2 separate regions of the Mus musculus genome follow, and region 2 is linked to region 1. The links are chromatin loops, found by intact Hi-C in ENCODE. Cell type or tissue: left cerebral cortex. All regions are shown on one strand.

Region 1 (8,000 bases):
GGAACAACAATATGAACTAACCAGTACCCCTGGAGCTCTTGTCTCTAGCTGCATATGTAGCAGAAGATGGCCTAGTCAGCCATCATTGGGAAGAGAGGCCCCTTGGTCTTGCAAACTTTATATGCCTCAGTACAGGGGAATGCCAGGGCCAAAAAGGGGGAGTGGGTGGATAGGAGAGTGTGTGTGTTGGGGGGGGGGGACCTGGGAGTCTTTTGGGATAGCATTTGAAATGTAAATGAAGAAAATACCTAATTAAAAAAAAGAAACCCGAAAAATATGTCAAATTAAAATTTTAAAATTTGATTTAATTGTATCTGATTAATTTTATGGAAAAAGAAAAACTATATATACTTATGATGTTACAATAAATGATAAAATATGTACATATTTCAGAGTGGACTAATTGGGCATAAGCATCCCCCATCCCCTCTCATACTTACTGCTAGTGTGGTGAGAACACGTGGTACTTGTCAAATAGTCAACACATCCCATTAGTTCTCAAAATGCCTTACTATCTGAATTTTCATTATTCAAATTTTTAACATAAAAATCAAGAACTAATTAGACCACTGAAAAGATCTATGAACTGTGTGATTACAATACCAGCAGACATTCCAAATGTTGGGATTTTGATGTCTAACCATTTCTAAGAAAAAGAGTCAATAGAGGAACTAAGGCTTGTTACCAAAGTGACTGAATGACATTTGGGACAAAGAAATTACAGGATAGGCCAGTACATCCTACCACACAAGGGAGCAAAGGCATGTTTAAAAACAACAGAGCTCCATCAGCCAATGAAGGAAGGAGTCAGCGGCAAAGGAACTGTTATCAGCTCACATTTTAATAAGCTTAGCAAAAAAAACCAACTGACCATAGAAATAAATAGTTTGATTGGCTGAAATATTCAATTCATGCAAGCCATTAATATATAAGGAAAATTTTCAAACAAGGGAAAAGTTCAATTGCCACCATTTAAAATGTCAACAAAATGAGCAAAGGCTCTGCACAATTGAGCCACCATAAATTAATTCCTTATGTTGAAACTGGGAATTAATGGTTACAAATTCTATAGCAAAGCTATTTCTGATAATACTATCTTGCAGAGTACCAAATGGTCCCCAAATGAAGAAGAGCTCTTAACTAAAAGTCAGTCAGCGCAGAAAGATGATTGCGTTAGAAAAATGATAGTTCTGAAAGTCCCTGATTCTGACAAGAGTTATTAATGGTATTTAAAAACACCAGGAAAAAAATATAAAAAAAATCTTGATATCACAACCTACACTATTGTCTCTAATGTCATGCTTTACAGGAAAGCAGTGGGCTCTCATTACCTTAATCTACTATTACAAATGGTCGAGTAGGCAGGGCACATATGCCCTCTCAGGTATACAATGTAAAAACACAAAAACAAAAAACACACAAAAAAAAACATATATCGCCTTGTTTGGAACAAGCAAAAGAAACTTATTCTAAGTCCTACCTTTTCGTTTTCAGACTCCATTTAATGATAGAGAGAAACTAAATTCAAGGTCTCAGGCCCTAGGGCAGCTGGGGATTTGCCTATAGCTGAACAGCTTCTATTGTAAACAGTTGTCTGTGTAAACACATCTCAGGGACAACTTGTAAGGAGACAGTTGTGAGTCCAGCTATCTCAAAGACAACTTCTCTATCTTCCTGGAAGGATCAAACTAAGTTCATGTTCCCAAGCCAGGAACCAGCTCCTATCACCATTGATGGAAACTCCCTACTCAACCCCTTATGTCAAAATATGATGGGAACAATGCTACCACCCACCCAGCTCCCCATCTCTCTATGGTTTCATCCTTTAAATATGCTGTGCAATGTTCCTTCAGGGTAGCAGTTTAGCTCCCTAGTCTGTCCTGTGGCCCTGATCAATCAGTAGCAGCTTGATTACAATAAATTGTTGTCATCTGCCTTGACCTGGTGTTTGAGTTCTGTTGGATTTAAGTGGATCTGCAACAGTCTATGATTCATTCTTGCCAAAATTGTTCCATTTTTTATTTTAATCCTGACTTTAGATTACCCCAAAGGAGGACATACAAAGGTAGCAGAGTAAAGGGAAGTCCCCATAAGACAACTGGACAAATCCGAGGATGGGACATGTTACAAGACAACACATGGCCAGAGGACTGCTTTAGACTAGGTAAGTGTTAAGGAACACAATAACCAGAGACAATGCAATCCACGATTGACCCCAGTTTGAACAAATAAGCTGCAAGTGATAAACTGAAGTGATTGAGTTAATTTTAATATGGACAAGAAATTTAATGATGCTAAATACTTTCTAGAAGTAACCATGTTATTTCTGGCTACATAAGAAAATGTTTTCATTTTTTACCAGTGTACCCTGAACAGTTTAAGAGACAGACTATACTGCTAACTATCATCTTGGAATTACTCTAACATGAACAAAGTGAATTTATGTGAATTGAAGTTGTATCTACACTAAAAAAAACAACAACATACAAAAAGTGCTGGGACTTTACAAAATAGCCAAACCATGTCAAAAGTAAAAAAGAATAAATTAAACATGGAGAAGTTTGGATATATTTTTAAGGCTTTTTCTTTTAACCTTTTGAGATTGTGAACTACCATTTAAATATAGCTATCAAACCTCTTACAGTGGTAACATTCACCCATAACTTCAGGAGAGAACTACCCTGGAGCCTTTAGGATGGTGAAGGCTGAGACGTCAGCGATTCGAAAGGACAGTATAAAGAGTGACATGCCGGGTCTGGAGCACACTAGATCCTGTGAGGGAAAAGAAGCTTTTCAATTAAAATTACTTCTGCCTCTGCCTCCCAAGTGCTGGGATTAGAGGTGTGCACTACCACTGTCTAACTTTCAAGAATTATTATTACAGTGTCAACAGCTTTTGCTGTTGTTTGTTTGTTTTTCGAGACAGGGTTTCTCTGTATAGCTCTGGCTGTCCTGGCACTCACTTTGTAGACCAGGCTGGCCTTGAACTCAGAAATCCGCCTGCCTCTGCCTCCCAAGTGCTGGGATTAAAGGCGTGTGCCACCACGCTCGGCTGCCTGGCTTTTTATTTTATTTTATTTTTTAGGACTTCCCTAACCCTTAAGCCAGAAATATGTTGTGAAATAAATGTCCTTTGCACAACACAAATTTCCAGCATCCCCCTGGCACTTTCCCATCATCCAGAACATCAACTGCAGCTACAGAACTGAGTGTTCAGTAGCCGGTGATCTTACACACACAGGATCAATGTGCCCTCTGCTGTCCAGACTGAGACAGACATTTCCAAGGCCTCCAGTGGGGACTTTAGAAATCACAGCATGAAAGAAGGGACTGCAGAAGCCAACCTTATCTGCTTGCTCCAAAGGGCAAAGAGCAAAGTAGGTGATAGTGCCCCCAAGGCCTCAAAGGCATGACCTGGAAAAGGAAGCACATTTCTGATCACGCACAGCAGTTCTTTCTAAAATAGAGAGAAAGAAAGAGAGGAAGGAAGGAAAGGATGGAGTGAGGAAGACTCAAAAGATGCTTCCTGTTTCAATTCGTCAAGTGGAAACATGGAAAGGATTTGTGGGCAAGGAGGGAAAGACAGAGAGAAGACATCTTCTAAATAAACTCCAGAGAGGCAAAGATACATGCTTGCATTTTGTAACTGCTCCAGAATGAAGCATATATCCAGAAGTAATACAAAATCTATTAAGCACAATGAGTGGCAATTTGGGGCAATGAGGATGGGGAAGAATACAGAGCTCCTGCTGCGTGCTATCAACCACCCGGCCATCTCCAGTCACCTGCAATATTTTCATAACGTGTTCTGATAGGAGGATGACCCTCAGAGAAGTCACATAGTTTCCCAAATAACATGACTAACAGTTAGAAATCAAACACAATTCTTTGTACATGCTGTGATAAACACTGCTTCCCATCCCTGCTTCTGACATGCACTATCTCTCTGCTATTTTCATAGCATACAGGTAGTTATGGATAGGGTGACAAGCTTTCCCCCTCACCAGGGGCCACTCAAGAATCTTCCTCTAAAATCTGTGGGTACAACCATAAGCCGTTTACTAAATCACGTTCCAAAACCCAGGGAATGCTGGTCCTTGTGCTGACCTTGATGGCCATTTCTACAGCGTCACATTTAGCTCAATTAAGTCAACAGATTAAGACAAAAACAAAAGCAAAATCACACGTTCTCAACAGCCTTTCATTTTAGAAACTCACCATATGGTAGTCTTATTTAGGCACTCAGTTATACAATAATTGAAGCCAGAAATTGTGTTAAGGATATAAAAGGCATCCTTGGAGATAAACATGACTGGGGGCGGGGGTGGGGGGAGAGAAGGAGATAAACCAGACTCATACTTCCAATGAGTCAATATGCCTTAGGGAGGCTCTCGTGGCAACCCTAATCCAGAGATGGGAACATGAAGACCTTCTCGCTCTACTCAGATGTGCATGCTGCAGATGTGTTTAGAGATTATGGTACTGCATTCTGTTAGCTTCTCAAATAGGATGTGACAAAGCACATTTGATTCCTGAAGGAAAGGACATCTCTAAATCAAAAGGACACAAGCTCTCAAATTAAGAGCTAAAATTGAGCCCGGCATAGTGGCGCACTCCTTTAATCCCAGCACTCGGGAGGCAGAGGCAGGCGGATTTCTGAGTTCAAGGCCAGCCTGGTCTACAGAGTGAGTTCCAGGACAGCCAGGGCTATACAGAGAAACCCTGTCTCAAAAAACCAAAAAAAAAAAAAAAAGAGCTAAAATTGAGAATGGCCATGGAATGTAAGGAGGGTCCTGTGGCCATAGGGGAGAAGCCTGTGTGTCTGGAGTCAGTCCTTCTAACCTACAGGCTCTGGTGGCCCCAGGGCTAGGACAAGAATGGAAGGTAATGATGGTGTGTCTTATGGATCAAACCATTGGGAGTGACTTCCTGTTTATCTTCACTTTATTGCATCAAAGCGGCTCAAAACCTGCTTGAACACTGCATGTATTTGTCTCCACAGAAGGAAGACAGGGAGCAAAGGAGACTGGATTTAACTGAAAGAATTAAGAGGCAATGCTTTTTCTGGGTGACAAGGTAGTGACAGCAGAGAAATGCTGATGAGAGGAAGAGGAATTTTACACACAGGAATTATTCTCTCCCCCACCCCCCACTTTACTGCCAATCACCGAGGTCTGGCTTGCACCCTTTGTTTTGGTGTCAGGACTGAGCCTAAAACTTTATGCTTGGTTAGCACACACTACTACAACACAACAAACAAACAACAACAACAAAATGAACAAAGCTACATCCGAAAGTCTACAGGACAGATGGTGGGCGTTTCCTAAGCTATTCTTCAAATATAACACCTTTCTATGCAATGACACCCTATTTATTTTTCAAGGGATTTTTTTTCTTAATTGTATGTATGTTTGTCTGAATGTATGTCTGTATACAATGTGAGTACAGTGTCTAGGGATGCAGCCCCTCAGGACTGGAGTGTTTAGATCATGAAGTCTGAGTAACCTTGTGGGTGCTGAGATTTGAACTTGGGTCCTCTAGAAGAGCAGGTAGTGTTCTTAACCACTGAGCCACCTCTGCAATGCAGTAACACCTTAGTCTTGACACATTTTTGTCTATATTAAGCAGGAGAGACACCGAAGTCCCTTCCTTCTATACTATGTTTTATAAAAATAGTATATTTATTTTTAAAAAAGAGATTCATAGAAATACAATATCATGGTGAGACAAAAACAGCAAGGAAAAGGAAAACAAAGACAGTGGTCCACAACATGAGTGCTCCTTTACAAAGTGCGATGCTGTTTTTGTGCTCGCTCACCTGTTAGTTTGAAAGATGAAAGAACTAGAGAGCATTTTGCTTCCACACCACTTTGGTAACTCAGAATGGCAGTAGCTACCACAATACCATTGTACAAGGCAGGTTCTTTATAAGTAATAAGATGCACTTCTAAAGCAATAGCTCAGCATGCGTCTAAGTATGAAGTTCTTTTACTAACTGTACAACTCTGTTTAAGAACAAATTAAACTATGAGCTTTCCTTTTATTTGTTTTTTAAATGCTGAGGGCATTATTTTTATTTTTAATATTTGTATTTGTGTGTGTGTGAGAGAGAGAGAGATTGATTCTGCAGTTGATATGAAAACAGTCAACCGAACTCCAAATAGAACATGACCCAAAACAATGGAAACAGACTGCACAGTTCTCAAGATCTAATTTGTGCAGACAGCTTTACTGCATTGTCTAAAGCTAGACACAGTAGTTAAGACTTTTGTATAAAGAGGCTATGATAGAGGATGGTAGGCAAGACCGTTACTATCATCACTCCTGAGTGCCATGCAGTGGGAAATACCCAAGCTACATACATGACTTCACCACCACATACAAATGCAGGCACTATTCACGGGCTAGAAACAGGGATTTAACAAGACAGGAACTTTTGTCTGCCCAGTGCTAAGTCACCAATAAATTTAACAATATATGACCAGTAAGTGGGTAGAAGATGAATTCCTCCATTTATTGCACAGCATTTTAACCTGTATTGGAAGATATTCCATTCTGAAGGGTAAATTTCTTTCCAGGGCCCACACACACAGCATACAAGCATTTCAAAGGCAGCCCAAAACAGTACATGATGCCAAGCAAGAATTGAAGTTTATATTTCCTGTTTTATTAAATATAAAATGACATATTACTGTTCATCTTCCTTTATAATCTCGTTTTTAAAAGTTATTTATTTTTTAATATACAGAAGTGCTCTGTCTGCATGTACATCTACATGCCACAAGAGGGCCTCAGATCCCTTTATAGATGGTCGTGAGCCACCATGTGGATGCTGGGAATTGGACTCAGAATCTCTGGAAGAGCAGCCAGCATTCTTAACGATTGAGCTATCAAACCTTTATAATCTCTTGTTCTAAATGTTCCTATATATGTTCTCCTGATACCATTATTATAATTCTATGCCATGCCACATTTCAGAACTGGAGGCTAGAATCTACTGTAGTGAAAGCAGATGAAGACAACCCCAAAATCCTAAAACATGAAAACCAACCACACATTTTGCACAGAGGTGACATATGTAACTTACAATCCACTCTTGCATTCTACTATTCCTTCAGCCCTGGGGCTGTAGTCACTTCCTAAATCTCCATCCAAACAATCCAGTTATACTTCTCATATAATCTAAACTGTTTACACCCTAGTTCAATTAATATCCCCCTTTAAATATAATACCCAAGCCTAAATTGCTCACATAGCATATAGTTTGACAAATCATTTGCTCACTGTTCACTGAAAGTACAGAACTAGGGAAATACTTATAGACATAAGTTCACTAACACAGACTGACTTAAGAGAATCAGGGAAGCTGGACTGGATTAAGTACCATCCCCTTGAAAGACGCACATCTTCCTTGACCTCTACGGGACCTTGTTTGGAAACTGGATCACTGCAGATATAAGTAGCGGGACTGAGGTCTTGATGGGGTAAAAAAAAAAAATTTTTTTTTTTTTGGTTCTGTTTTGTTTTGTTTTTCGAGACACGGTTTCTCTGTATAGCCCTGGCTGTCCTGGAACTCACTTTGTAGACCAGGATGGCCTTGAACTCAGAAATCCACTTGCCTCTTATAGAGAAGAAATGGACACAAGCACAAAATGAATGCAGTGTGCCGACGTAGACAAAAAGGAGATGGCTATATGGCAGTGGAACAGAGCCAAACAGCTGCAAACCATGAAATATCAAGGATTACCAATGAACCCCAGCAGCCAGAAGAGGGGCATGGAAAAAAAAAACAAAACAAAAACAAAACTCCTCTCCCTTTGAGCCCCTGAGGTGAATTGATTGAAAATGGTCCCTGTAGGCTCCTGTTTGAATACTTGATCCCCAGTTGGTGGAACTATTTGGGAAGATTGGATGGTGTAGCCTTGGAGGAGGTGTGTTACCAGGGTGGGTTTGATGTTTCAAAAGACTGGAGTCATTACCAATGTGCATCTCTCTCTACC
Region 2 (8,000 bases), 69 kb before region 1:
ACTCTAGGTTCTGCTGGCTTAGAAGTTTTGGCTCCAGAGAGGGGAGTGCTCCTACCAGGAGCTACAACAAACATTTCATTGAACTGGAAGCTCAGACTTCCCCCTGGTCATTTTGGGCTTCTAATGCCCTTAAACCAACAGGCTAAAAAAGGAATAACAGTGTTAGGAGGGGTGATAGATCCAGATTACCATGGGGAAATTGGATTACCTCTTCACAATGGTGGTAAGCAAGATTATGTCTGGAGTGCAGGAGATCCCTTAGGGCGTCTCTTAGTACTACCATGTCCTGTGATTAAAGTCAATGGGAAACTACAACAGCCTAATCCAAGCAGGATGACAAAGGACGCAGACCCATCAGGAATGAAGGTATGGGTCAATCCTCCAGGAAAAGAGCCAAGACCTGCTGAGGTGCTGGCTGAAGGTGAAGGAAATACAGAATGGGTAGTAGAGGAAGGTAGTTATAAATACCAATTAAGGCCACGTAACCAGTTGCAGAAACGAGGATTATAAAGTAATATGAATGCCCATTGTAAATTTACTAATGCGTTTGCGATTGTACGAGGGATAGTTATATCATGTTAGGCGTATTTACAACCTTGTTATTGTTTCATGTGAACATGAGATATTATTTGTGTCAAGTTGACAAGGGGTGGATTGTAGTGGCTATTCCTGGTTGTCAACTTGACAATATTTGGAATGAACTACAATTCGGAATTGGAAGGCTCACCAGTGACCCTTATCTGGAGGCTTGGAGATCCTTATCTGGATCTTGGTTTGAAGATCTTGAGCCATAGTGGCTATGGATTCCAGAAGATTGAATCTCCGAGTTTAAGGAACACACCTTTAATCTGGGCTACTCCTTTCATCTGGGATTAAAGGTGTGGTGGAACACACCTTTAATCTGGGCTACACCTTTTGCTGGAGACAATATAAGGACATTGGAAGAAGGGAGTCTAGCTCTTGCTCTTGCTCCTTCGCCTGCTTGCTGCGTGAGACTGAGTAACTGCTAGATCCTTGGACTTCCATTCACAGCTGCGACTGAACCATTGTTGGGAATTGGGCTGCCGACTGTAAGTCATCAATAAATTCCTTTATTATCTAGAGACTATCCATAAGTTCTGTGACTCTAGAGAACCCTGACTAATACACCCAGTCTAAAGGCTTCAAACGTGAAAGCAGGGGCTGTTATATGCCACAGTAAATACAAGTCAGGAAAAGCCAGAGGAAAATCTCCCACCTAGAATCCCACAGGCTTCTGGAACTTAGGGAGCAGAGGTAGACAGACACACCCAGGCTCTCCAGCTCCTGACCATCAGCCTGAACTGTTGAGACTTTGAGAGGAAAGAGAAAGAAATGTGCCTTTGCTAGAAGGAAAGCCAGTGAGGGAATTGACAGGCATGAACTTGAATCTCTGCTGGCTGTAAGGCCAGGCGCGTCCCTTAACCTCTAAGTCCAGAGCCTTCTATATAGAGTCAGGATGGTAGCATATCATGCAGAGAATCGCTGGAGGACAGAGAAAGTGAGCTGAAAGCATCAAGTTCCTGGTTATGTTAAGCGTCCAATAAATGTGCGTTCTCTCCACACCAGGAGCGGGTACCCAAGATGTGCGAGAGATGTAAAGCTCTTCAGAGAAATTTGGGAGTTGTTCTTACAGCGTCAAAGGCTCCTACACTCTAAAGCACCTGGGTACTAAAGAACTAGAGATACGCTGTGGAATATCCTTTGCACCACATGAATTTCCAGCATCCTCTTGGGTCCTTCCCATACAGAACTGAGTTTTCAGTACCCAGTGCTCAGACACACAGGTGACAGTGTGCCCTCTGCTGTCTAGACTAAGACACACACTTCACTTTCCAAGGCCTCTGGGCAACTGTAGAAATCACAGCAGGGAAAGGGCTACAGAAGCCACCTCTCTGATCTGCTTGTTCTAAGGCTTTGGCCAAGGTCGACAGAGGAGAAACTTCTAATCATTTGACTTAATGAAATAAGAAAAGTTGGTTATGATATTGTCAAATCCTCACAGGCATGGCCTGGGAAAAGAAGTACACTCTGGGCATGCACAACAGTTCTTTCTAAAATACGGAGAGAGAGAGATTCAAAAGATGCTTCCTGCTTCACGATATGGAAATGTGGAAAGGACTACGGGTGGGAAGTACAGGAAGGAGCAGGGACAATCTGCAAATAAAATCTACAATGGCAAAGATACATGTTTGCATTTTCTTCCTGATCAAGAATGAAGTATACATCCAGAAATAATATGATATCTATTAAGCATAGTGGGTGACAATTTGGGGCTTTGAAGATGAGAAGGAACACAGAGAAACTGCTCAGTGCTCTCAACCACCTGGCCATCTCTAGTCAGAATTGGTGCTTTGGTGTCCCCAAAGCTAAAAGAGGGCCAGAGAACACATAGCTTCTCATTTATTTCCACTGTAAGGCCTTTTAAGGACTTGCTTTGTTACTTTCCCTTCATTCTCCCGTACATAAATAAATAAATAAATAAATAAATAAATAAATAAAGGATGTGAGAACTTTAGGGATCAAACAGCCACAGAGGAATCAATACCCCCAGATGATCATGTGGCAGTGATGGGGAATAACAAAACTGTCCATAAGGAAAATGACTCCAAGAAGCTGGAACCACCCTTCCCTTCTCTTCACCAGCAACCCCAGAGATCTAGTTTCTTCTGCTTCCTTGCTTGTTTCATTGTGTTTGCATTTTGAGAAGTAATCTTGAGGCCTCAAACATGATTAGCCTAAGCTCTCCAATAAGTTGCACACCCTTGTCTACTTTGACAAGGAAGGTGGAGATTCCTCAGTTACCCTGCAACTGAAATCATCCCTCTATGTAATGATGCCTTATTTTTCACACATCCTTTTCCCTTGACTCATCAGGATACAGACTAGTACGCTCTTCTGTCCTAATCTTGAGGAGACACAAAGAAGCATTTGTGAAAGAGAAATTGACAAAAAGAGGAAAGAAGAATATAAGTATAAGAATAGGAAAGGGGCTGGGCAGTGGTGGCGCACACCTTTAATCCCAGCACGTGGGAAGAAGAGGCAGGTGGATTTCTGGGTTTGAGGCCAGCCTGGTCTACAGAGTGAGTTCCAGGACAGCCAGGGCTACACAGATTAACCCTGTCTCGGAAAAGAAGAAGAAGGAGAAGAAGGAGAAGAAGAAGGGAAGAGAAAGAAGGAGGAGGAGGATAAGGAAGGAAGGAAGGAAGGAAGGAAGGAAGGAAGGAAGGAAGGAAGGAAGGAAGGAAGGAAGGGAAAGAGGAGGAGGAGGAAGAAGAGGGGGAGGAGGAGAAAGAAGAAGGGGAGGAGGAGGAGGAGGAGGGGGAGGAGGAGGAGGAGGAGGAGGAAAGGATTGGTGAGTTGGCTCAGCGGTTAAGAGCACTGGCTGCTCTTGCTGAGGTCCTGAGTACAATTCGCAGCAACTATATGGTGGCTTACATCCTCCTATATAATGAATAGTTAGCTTGAAAGGCAAGATGAAAAGAGCTACCACAGTGCCCATATAAGACAAATATTGTATTAATAAACATAAAATGAATACAGTCCAACAAGACTGTTTCCTTCATTTTTCTGAGGATATGATCGTCATTAATATTATATTTCTCATATGTTCATAAATACGCTGTAATTTAGCAATTAGAGATTGAGAAAATTGGAGATGTGGTTGTGAACTCAATAGTAGCACACTTGAGAAAACACTGTCTGGTGGGTAGTGGATTTGAACACTTTTCTATTACTCTCAGGTTACTGAAGTGCACAGAAATCTCCTATGGCAAAAGACTGGGACACCGAGGAAGAATTTCATTCGAAGTTGACAAAATTTTGTGAAGGCAAATTATTCTCTGCTAATAAAACAGAGTTGCCCATCCTTGGAACACCTAAAACATTGCAACAGCCAAAAATTGTGTGTTCAGTCACACAGAAGTTAACAGTTCCATCTGAAAAAGATTCTAGAGTCTCAGTTTGCTAAATAACTCTGGTAATCAATTGAATTCCCATGGCTTCAAGAAGGTTGAACCACTGTACCTCTCAAGTAGCTTGGCTATGAGCAAATACATAAATGGCAACAATTTTTATACCACCAGAGGGCACTGTTGTATAAACTGTGAAGTGAGAACATGTAGTCTGCTTTGCTTTTAATTTATGAATCATAAAATTTTCCAATATACTTTATGCTTTAAATTTTTATTAGCATACATACATTATATAAACTGATGGTATCTGAAAGAGAGACAGACAGAGACAGAGGAGTAGATACAACCTAGAGAGTTGGCTGGGAAAAGAAATTTTGATTGAGAAAATACTCCATCAGATTGCCTGTAGGCAAATGTGTCAGCCATTTTCTTGATTAATGATTGATGTAAGAGAGCCCACCACATTGTGCCACTCCTGGGCAATCAGTCCTGGGTGGTATAAGAAAGCAGGCAGAGAGAGCAAGCAATGGAGGGCAGGATAGTAAGCATTTTTCTTCCATGGTTTCTGCCTCCAGGTTTCTTCCTTGGCTTCCTTTATGGATGGTTATCTGGAATAGCAAACCAAGTAAACCCATTCCGCCTCGAGTTTCTTTTGGTCATGGTCCATATTGCAGTTATGGAAAGTAAACCAAGACAGGTTGATCTCACGTAACACTGACTATACTCACACCTTCCCACCACCTCCTCCTGCTCGCCTGTTCCTCCTGTTCCTTTCCCTAAGTAATCCCACTCTCCTGTATGTATCATCTACATCTAGGCTCTACATAATGGGGAAACCTGTAAAAGTTTCTGTCTTTCTCGGTCCGATTTATTTCACTTAACATGGTGAGTTCCATCCAGTTCCATCCACTTTCCAGAAAATGGCATAGTTTCGTACTTCTTCTTCTTTTTTTTTTAAATTTTATTTATTAGGTATTTTCTGTATTTACATTTCCAATGCTATCCCAAAAGTCCCCCAATACCCTCTCCCCCACTCCCCTACCCACCCACTCCCATTTCTTGGCCCTGGCGTTCCCCTGTACTGGGGCATATAAAGCTTGCAAGACCAATGGGCCTCTTTTTCCAATGATGGCCGACTAGGCCATCTTCTGATACATATGCAGCTAGAGACACGAGCTCCGGGGAGTACTGGTTAGTTCATATTGTTGTTCCACCTATAGGGTGGCAGAGCCCAGTTTTGTACTTCTTTATGCCTGAATAAAAGCTCCACTTTGGATGGATAACACATTTTCCTCATCCATTTATCTGTTGATAGCCAAGTAGACTGATTGCATACCTTAGCTGTTCTGAGCACTGCTACAATGAGCAGGTTATACAGGAATCTCTGTAGCATGCACACTTTGGGTGTGTTCCTAGTATGTCTAGATCATAGAGTAGCTCCTTATTTAGTTACTCTAGGGGCCTCTATATATTTTCCATAGTAACTGTAGTAATTCACACGCCTCTCAGAATTGGATAGCCCCACCCTAATCCTTGTGAATGGCGGCTGATGCTCATTTGTTTTCTTGGCAGTAGCAGTCCTGTTGGAATGAGATGGAATCTAAGTGTGGTTATCAGTTACATTTCCCAGAGACTAAGACCCTTGGTTGTTGGTTTTTTGGTTTTTTGGTTTTGTTTTGTTTTTTGTTTTGTTTTTGTTGTTGTTTTTGCCACAAACCATCTCAACCGGGTATGAGGGTCCCTGGGACGAGGGTCCTGAAAGGCTGAGTGGGTAAGGATTCGGCGGTGACAAACAGAAACAAACACAAAGGCAGTTTGAATCTGAGTGTATTTTGCAGCTCTCAAGCAAGGGTTTTTATACATTAAAAAAAAAGTATTAAAACTCTTAGAAGATGTGTCCAGTAAAGCAATCATGAATATCATCATTGTCATTTGGTACAGTAAAGCACAAAACTCATCCAAATATTACAACTCTGAGAAGATGTATGCACTGGGGCAGTCATCCAAAATGTGGGGCATATTTCCAAGAACAGGTTAGTAGATATTTATGGTCACTTATTGTTTAACATCTAATGCCTGATTTTTTTTTGTAAATCTTCAAAGCATTAATTTAAACTATTTTAATTATTTTTATTTAAGGCTTTCTTTACCATATACCAAAGCCTACTTCTGATGACACACTTGAAGCCATATGGAATTATGTTGTTGGGAAAGTTTTTGTCTACCATAATACTATTATGCAATTTTGTAAATGATTTATGAAGTAAAACACTGGTTTCCTGGAGATGAGGTCATGGCTAGTGACCCATTCTCAAGGGATGATTTCTTATCTATTTCTCTCGATTAAGATCTTATCCTAGGCTATCAGGAACATGTAAATAAGAAAAGGAATAAAAGAAAGTAAAACAGATAAATCGCCATGAGAACTATGGCTCAATATTTTGTTCTGGCTAAGAGCTCCACAACTGGTTCCAGGAGGCCTCTTTCTTTTGAAGTTTTCACCTCAGTCTGTGGAACTTGTCACACAGATTCTACTGGGGTTGGTGTGGCAGTTCTTATTGCTGCATGAATGTAATATTTCCTCTCAACCTTGATTTGCATTCTGATAACCCTTTCTTATGTTTGACCTGGTCTATTGGTGATGCATTCCATTGTGGTTTCTTTTTAATTTTTAATCCCTGTTTATTCACTCATTCATTTATTCCAGAATCCTAATCCCTTGAAGAATTTTATGACATGTTCTTTAATATCTCACCTATGTTGCTGACTTTGTCATCCATTCTGACTTAACTTTGGTGGGGAATTTTCTTATTTCATTCAGCAGCATAAGTCCTCTGCAAAGTTGTGGACCATTATAAAATTTTTAATTCTTTGACTTTTGTTTTGTTTTGTTTTGAATATTCAGAAGTTGTGAGCTTTTGGAGGTGTCCTATTGGCCTCCTTCTTCATATTTTCTTGTTGTTGTTGTTGTTTTGTTTCTAACTTGTGATTTTTGCGAGTGTTAAATGTCTTTCAGGGGCTTTCTGGGGTTTTGCATGTAGTTTTGCACTCTACCCACCTGTACTCCAGAAGGTGATCTCACAACCAGCCCACTCCCAGCTCCCCTTGAATCCCCAGATAAAAGACACAAACATGCTGTTGTTCAATTTCAATTTGCCTTCTTGGCACAATTGCTGGGTGCTACTATCTCCTGCCTAGAAAAGTATGCCCTTACTAATATCTTATCTCCATCTCTCCTACCTGCCCTATTCTTCAGTTGCTCTACTGCCCTGAATACCCACCTGTAAGAGTGGCCTGTGCAGCCCCTCTGTTTTGATGTCTCACATAGTTGCCCAGTTCTCCTCTCTCCAAGGCATAGCATACTCTCCTCTCCTCCTTTGTGTCTCCCTGACTTCCTCCCAGGACCCGGAAGTCCTGCCTGTACCTTCTGCCCAGCAATTGGCCCAAGGCTTTCTTTTTTGACAGATCAAGAACCAATTAGGGAATAGGACCTTAATATCAGCACTGCCCCCTACAGTTTTCCCCTCCCCTATTTGACTGTTCTGTCTTATGTAGGTCTTCTTAAAATATATTTCCCTTCTCTTGGACTTGGCTATGATCCTCACCACCTTTTTTTTAGAGAAGAGAAGCAGAGAGCAGGAACAAAAAAACAATGAATCGACAGCTGAGCTGGAGATGGCAAAGCTATTGTCGCCTAACAGATGGGATTTCAAACAAAAACTAGAAGAGATAAAGAAGAGTCATGGCATATTAATAAAGGGAGTAACTCATCAAGAACATATTGAACAATTGAAAATATATGCACAAAATATTGAAGTTGTCAACTTCATAAAACAAACACCAATGAGCATATAATATTTAGGTTATGATACATAATAGTAAGTGACTTGAATAATGCTCTTCATTTCCATATAAGACCTCCAAACTAAAACTCAACAGAGATTTCAAAGTTAAATAACACCATGGATAAATTGGACATAACAGATATCTACAGAATATCTTACCCAACTTATAAAGAATGTACATTCTTCTCAGCAGCCCATGGAACTATCTCTAAAACACCCAAAA

Evidence for each region. Peaks named below come from ENCODE experiments on the same cell type or tissue, not always from the same donor. Only the 100,000 strongest peaks of a DNase experiment are listed, where the experiment ranks them.
Region 2: a loop joins it to region 1, with 3 times the contacts of the local background. A loop is called at or near these places in 15 of 42 quality-filtered maps.

Annotation. Positions count from the first base shown.
Region 1 is chr7:92,892,506-92,900,505 of GRCm38, reverse strand. The region is part of intron 1 of Prcp (prolylcarboxypeptidase (angiotensinase C)); the gene reads right to left. Among named protein-coding and RNA genes, the nearest start is that of Gm40448, 19 kb to the right of the region's middle. In left cerebral cortex, CTCF peaks have their summits at 3,264 (motif pointing left) and 6,785 (motif pointing right); DNase peaks (open chromatin) are centred at 3,257 and 4,205; H3K27ac peaks cover 1,053 bases.
Region 2 is chr7:92,961,397-92,969,396 of GRCm38, reverse strand. No RefSeq gene overlaps it. Among named protein-coding and RNA genes, the nearest start is that of Gm40448, 88 kb to the right of the region's middle. In left cerebral cortex, CTCF peaks have their summits at 1,830 (motif pointing left) and 4,102 (motif pointing right); DNase peaks (open chromatin) are centred at 1,816 and 4,096.